Linked DNA regions of Homo sapiens: region 1 is linked to region 2. The links are chromatin contacts, found by Hi-C or POLR2A ChIA-PET in ENCODE. All regions are on one chromosome and are shown on one strand. Each heading gives the region's core, a stretch centred on a gene start or an enhancer-like site at or near the end of the contact. The rest is flanking DNA. Distances are from core to core; before and after follow the strand shown.

Evidence for each region. Hi-C counts contacts between places; a loop is a spot of excess contacts on that map. ChIA-PET counts read pairs that join two places held with the same protein, here RNA polymerase II (POLR2A).
Region 1: a map of endothelial cell of hepatic sinusoid shows a loop between it and region 2 (4-fold over the local background). The contact joins two enhancer-like sites. A Hi-C loop is called at or near these places in 4 of 168 maps with a recorded cell type or tissue (DLD1, PC-3, astrocyte of the cerebellum and 1 more). POLR2A ChIA-PET finds 5 or more read pairs at or near these places in 2 of 52 experiments (AG04449 and PC-3).

Annotation. Positions count from the first base shown.
Region 1 is chr11:106,481,494-106,484,428 of GRCh38, forward strand. No RefSeq gene overlaps it. Among named protein-coding and RNA genes, the nearest start is that of LINC02719, 350 kb to the left of the region's middle. Within about 2 kb of position 1,563, at least 5 of the 41 ENCODE cell types and tissues checked have a DNase peak (open chromatin) inside an H3K27ac peak, as active enhancers do; they include PC-3, where a contact is called at or near this core.
Region 2 is chr11:106,397,624-106,400,906 of GRCh38, forward strand. The region is part of intron 2 of LOC105369474 (a long non-coding RNA gene); the gene reads left to right. Among named protein-coding and RNA genes, the nearest start is that of LINC02719, 270 kb to the left of the region's middle. Within about 2 kb of position 1,593, at least 4 of the 41 ENCODE cell types and tissues checked have a DNase peak (open chromatin) inside an H3K27ac peak, as active enhancers do; they include PC-3, where a contact is called at or near this core.

The DNA of each region.
Region 1 (2,935 bases), core at 313-2,812, 84 kb after region 2:
GTCCAAGATCAAGGTCCAGCTTCTGGTGTTAAATGAGGGCCTTCATACTGTGTCATCTCATAGCAGAATGCAGAAGGGCAAAAAGGGACAAACTCTGTGTCCTCATTTGGCAGATGAGCAGCAAAGAGAGAACGCACTCCCACAGCCCTTTTTATAGTGGCATTAATCCATTCAGGAAGGTGAAGCCCTCATGACCTAAACACCTTCTATTAGGCCCCCACTCCTAACACTGTTGCAATGGGGATTAAATTTCCATTGCATGAATTTGGATTATAGACAACACAACAATACGTTTAATGCGAAAATACTTGACATTATTTACTATTTTTATTGACATTCTTTAGAGACTTACAGAGGCACATGTCATTATTATAAACCCTACCTTTTACTTACAGTTGTGGGTGTCAAAGGATTGAGACGTTGGAATGAGAGATCTTTATTGATACTAGCATTACTCTGCAAGAATAAATCCCTGCTACCGCTCATCTGTTTTCATTAAAAAATCATGTGTAGAATATATAAACTGTAAAAAAATCTTTTTTTTAAACTTTCTGATTGCTTAGATTCCAGGTAAGTATTTCAAAAAATCCTACAGATAAAAAAATTATACTAAGGATTTAGATTGTTAGAGTAGAAAGACAGTAGAATAATAACAATATTTGCATTGATTGAGGAGTTACTACTTGTCAGACATTGACCAGTAACAGAAATAGTGGGGATCTGAATCCAGGTCTACCTTTCAAGTACATGATAGGCAGTTTTCTCAAGGTTTCAACTGGCATCCTGCAGTCTACACTAAGTCCGAAGCTTACATTTTGCTGGCCTAATGTGGGCCCATATAATGTTTTAATTTTATTTTTCAATGAATTGCCAACATTTTAAAATTGAGGTGCTTCAACCATATTCTTGAATTTCTAGTTTCTTTTTAAAAATTGTGAAATATGACTTTATTTTCTCACCAAAAAAAAATCAAAGTTCTGCTTCAGTATAGTATAGTGTAGTATAGGACAGTCCAGTATAGTATAGTATAGTATAGTATAGTATAGTATAGTATAGTATAGTATAGTATAGTATAGTAGTATATATAGTATATACAGTACGGCACAGCACAGTACAGTCTAGGAAAGCTTATACCATGTACTCTGAAGTTTACCCTAATTCTCTCTGTTGCATTTCTATTACCAAAGCCAAGTTTAAGTTGCGCTGACGATGAATACTTGTCCTACAATTTTAAGATAGAGTTAAAAAGAGTGTTGATTATTTATGATGTATTCATGTTTCTCTAATGTTAAAAACTGAAAGTCTAAGAGGATTGCATGTTTAAAGAAAAATGGGAGAAAATATACATCTTTGGGGCTTTGAAAAATTATGTCTATTTACATGAAGTTCCTGGCCCACTGAGTTTTTGACAGCTGTTTACCCTTCTTATTTGTTTATTATAACTTTAGAATGGAGGCTCAGGCACAGAATGGAGGCTTGAGTATTTTTTAAAGCTCCCAGTAATCTTAAAGAGCAGCTGAGTTGAGAATCACTGGGTTAACCACACAGCTGGTTAGTGCCAGAGCCAGATCCCCTGACCTAAGTGTGCCCTAAGTGTGGGTGACTCACACAAAAGCAGAGAAGCAGCTGCTGTAAACCCACCCCCACCCCGTAGCAGGACAAAGCCCCCCATTTAAGTGGAAAGAAAGGTCTTTTGTGTTTTGCTTTTATCTTACATTTTCCAAGCTTTGCTTGTTGCTCTTTACTCTTGGAAAATATTTTTTAAAATCTTTACAATTTAACACAGCCACTCGCCTATTTATAACAAGCCTGCAATTGGGAAGAGCTGTATCGAATTTTGGTGAATCATCATCCCCTTCCAGCAGGAAAGGCATAATTTATATAATGGGAAGTGGTGGAAAGGTGAGCTATTTCATACTGAACTAGAGGTTCAGGAAGTTACTGGGACATAGTTTTTTTTACCTGAAAATCAAATCAAAGTATGCTAGAATAAATCTCCCAGAGCCCTGACTCTTGACAGCCAGGGGAAGCAAGGATAGAGTGAGAACATGTGAAAATTGAAGTGGAGCAGAGTCCAGTTTTCCTATAGGCAGCAAGTGCACAGAGCATAACAGAGCTTTATGCTTCCCTCAAGAATTTCACATATCAGTTTGGGAGATAAACTGACAGCAATGGGAATTAAGTGAGGAGTCTTAGGAGTGGCTCAGTTCAACTGACTTCTGATCCAGTGTGTCTCTGTAAAACTCATACCTTTGTTGTCATTGGGCACACAGTGAAGAACTGAGAATTTGTAGTCCAAAAATAAATACGGAGGTATATCCATTTAATACCTGTTTAAATATTTAAAATCCTGAGGAGGAAAGCCTTAAACTTGGTATCTAATTATCCGTTCAATTATGAGCAAATTTTCAATCGGATCGAAGCCTCCAATGCTTCTCAATATTGATGAATCATTCAATTTGCAGAAAACCCAGAACTAGGCACTCTGGCTTAACTAGTAAACTAGTTAACCAGTCAATTAGTAAACACCGGTGTTGATTTCAGAAGATCCTTAAAATCTCCAAACAGGTTTCATTTTAGTGGTGAGTCTTAGCTGGGTGGAGGTGGTCGAATTTGTGAACCTATTTGGTAAAAGCACTTTAAAATGTCAGTGAGCTTATAATATTAAATCTGTGTTGTAAGCCATACCTCACAGCTCCTGAACTTTATGGGTTTGGGTGCAGGGAGATAGGATTTAGCAAGTGGAATGACGCATCTGGGTTTTGACGGGCTGTTCTATGGGATTCTACTTTATTTATGTTTAATTTCTGAATCTAATTGACCCATATGTAAGTAATGATTTCTCTAGGTGTTCTTCTGCACATTCACACCATTGCCAATTGTGCAATGATTCATATATCCATCTTGGAATCTGTTAGATTTGAATCTGAATTTC
Region 2 (3,283 bases), core at 343-2,842:
ATGTTCTGACATATGGCACCCCAAAAATATTCTTTTATTAATTTGTGACATGTTCTCTTTCAACCAGGAGAGGTAAAAAGGAGGAACTGCCTGCTGAATTTTGACAACATTTAACCCTTAGGTTAAATGGGGATTTCTAAACTTGCCTGGGGGTCTTCCAAGGCACTGACACAAGGGGAATTCTGGTGCCCGTCTAAAGTATGATCTTCTTAAACTCAGCTTAGAAATAATTTGTTGCATTTTTCTTTTGCAAGAAGGCTAATCTGCTACTCCGGATATTACTTCCACGGGATGGTAATGAGGCTTTCTGGGAAGTAGTAGTTAATAGCTTTAGGTGTCTTTTGTTTCCTTTGTAACTGTTAGGGTGCAGACGCTGATTGATGGATGTCAGCAAGAGAGACTGCAGGTAAGAACAATTGGGGCCGCTGTAAGGTTTCAGAGTAAAAGAGAGATGAAGGTTTAGATCTAGCCACATCTGTTTGAATTCACTCAGAGAAGCCAGACTGGAGCTGCTCCAGGGCAGAGATTTACAATTCTGTCATCTCCTTGCAGTGCCCAGCAGGCTGGCCGCTCAATAAATATTTGCAATATAACATAAATGGTAAATTTGGAAAAGAAGACAAAATGAGGCGGAGGCGGGAGACAGAGTAGGAAGATTTCAGGTCGTGGGGAGAGAAAAAAGTAAAGGGAAGCCACATATGATGGGAAAGATATTCATGTGGAAGATATTGGGATGCTGACTACTACTGCTGAGGTCAGTAGGCAGGGTAGAACAACTCAGGGCTCTATGGAGGAAGAATGGGATGGGAAGTGATGGGAAGGAGAAGACAAAGAGCAGGAGGAAAACAATTCCATTTGAGGGTAAGAGCATTTCTCTGGAGCAGGAAAGAGCAATAAAGTCCACGCAAAGATCAGTGGAGCTGCCCTGAAAGTGGCAGCATGTGACAGGCACAGTGCTCACCCTGGACGGCTGCAGTGGAGCATGCAAAGGGAAGCACGAGAGGAGGAGAGTCAGAGAAACAAGAATGGGGAGAATGTTCATCGTCAGTCTTTATATGTTTATTTTGTAATATCAGTGAGAGTTAGTAGATTATTTTCCTTCTTTCTTCTTTTTCTTCCCCCCTTCCTTCCTTTCTTTCTCTCTCTTCTCCTTCCTTCCTTTCTTTTAGGAGGTTTGTAAGATTCATTTTAAATATACAGCATAGAAATATCACCTTGTCTAGTAACCTATGAGCTCATGAGGCCATGTGTGTGGAATGACTTTAATGAGGATACTGCAAAAGTAAAGAATGATTATTAAGCCAGGACCAAGGCTGGGAACCTCCTCATCTCTTGCCAACTCTCAGAAGGGGTGTCTTGGGTGAAGTCCATGTGACCAAAAGGAAAGTCAAATGTAAAGTGATTTTTTTAGTTCCCGCTGCATAAACTACTTTTTAGAGTGAAATTGTAAAACACAAAGCTGAACTCCAAAAAGGCCTCTGGCTGCAATATTAGCAGTGTGATGGTTTATGGAAATACTTTAGGGCGGCTGCATTCTGGCCCGCTGCCTGAATCCAAGCATCTCCCCCTGGGTCTCTGACTAAGCCTGACTAAACTAATTTACTCTGAGTGCGAGGCACACTATTCACATCAAAAGAATGTACTTAAGTAGATATAGTGCAACCTTCCCCTGTGGTTGGTTTTGCTTTGCTCTATACTGAAGCTTGGCTGCCATCTGGAAAGATGTCCTAACTTCACTGTTGAGCCAATAAAGCTGGAATAATGTGAAATGGCATAAGCTTTTAAGTCAGGCCACTGGAGAGTGAGAGGCTGCCATGGGAGGGGGAGGGTGTAGTAGTAGGTGAGTGGCAGTGGAAGGCTAGAAATGCATCCAGGCCAGGCCCTTAACTGAATTCCACAAATGGGATGGCTCCTGCGTAGAATAGTGTGATGGTTATGGCAATAAACTTTTGAGTTAGCAAGACACAGGTTGGAATCCCTGGCTTGGCCCTTTAGTAATTTGGCCAAGTTATTTAACTTCTCTGAACCAATTTCCTCATAAATAAAATGAGGAAAATAATACCGACCTCACTAGGTTTTCCTAAGGTTTAAATAAAATTCATATGTAAAGCATTTAGCTCAGAGTGGTTTTCAACTCTGACTGCACATTGGAATTCAGTAGTGCTGTGATTTGAACATGACCCCAAAGTTTATGCGTTGAAACTTAATCCCCAACGCAACAGTGTTAAGAGGTCGGACCTTTCTGAGGTGGTTAAGTCATGTGGGCTCCATCCTCATGAATGAATTAACACCATTATCTTGGGAATGGGTTAACTTCAGCCCCCTGCCCTGCTCTCTCTCATACACATGCTCTCTTGTCCTTCTGCCTTCCACCATGGGATGATGCAATAAGAAGACCCTCACCAGATTTAAGCCCCTTCATCTTGGACTTCCCAGCCTCTAGTATTATAAGAAATAAATTTCCGTTCTTTATAAACTACGCAGTCTCATATATTCTGTTACAGAAGCACGAAGCAGATGAAGGCAAGTAGGGAGGGTCTAAAACTATCCTCATGCCGCTGCAGTTCAGACAAATTCAATCAGAATCGCCAGGACTGGCGCCTGGTAATTGTATGCGAGGACCACTCACAGGTGATTCTGATGCACCACGAATGTTGAGACTATTGTGAACTACCTAGTTTGCACTCATGAAAGAACAGCTGCTACAGGAGAAAGGTTTCAATGACAAACTGCTGGAAAAATACTTACCATAGCACATAGCATATACTAAATACTTGGAAACAGGTAGCTATTTTTGCTTACCCTAATTTTATTAAGCCATAGTATAATAGTTAGTAGGTGAGCTTAACTATAGGCACTAGAGAACACATATGAAGTATGAGTTTTACTCTGAGGAGTGTTAAGTGTGATAAGAGAAAGCATATCAAACCTTAATGAAACTGGATTAAGGGAATATGTTTTTTTTTAAAGTGCGGTGTCAAATTGCTGTCAAAATAAGTCAACATTCATAATTTCTTACCAAGTTAACTCTTAGTGGAGAGGCAGGAGAGCAGAGTGGCTAGCAGTGTGATCTTTGAGGCTGACTGTCCATGTTCCAACTCTAACTCAGTCACTTACTAGGTGGGTGGACTATTTAACATCTCTGTGCCTCAATGTCCTCATTGATAAAAATGGAGATAATAATGGTACCTGCATCAAGAATGTTGTGAGGAGTAAATAAGTTAATATAAGTAAAGCACTCTCTGCAAAACCTGGCACTTAGTGATTAATACTAGCATCAGCT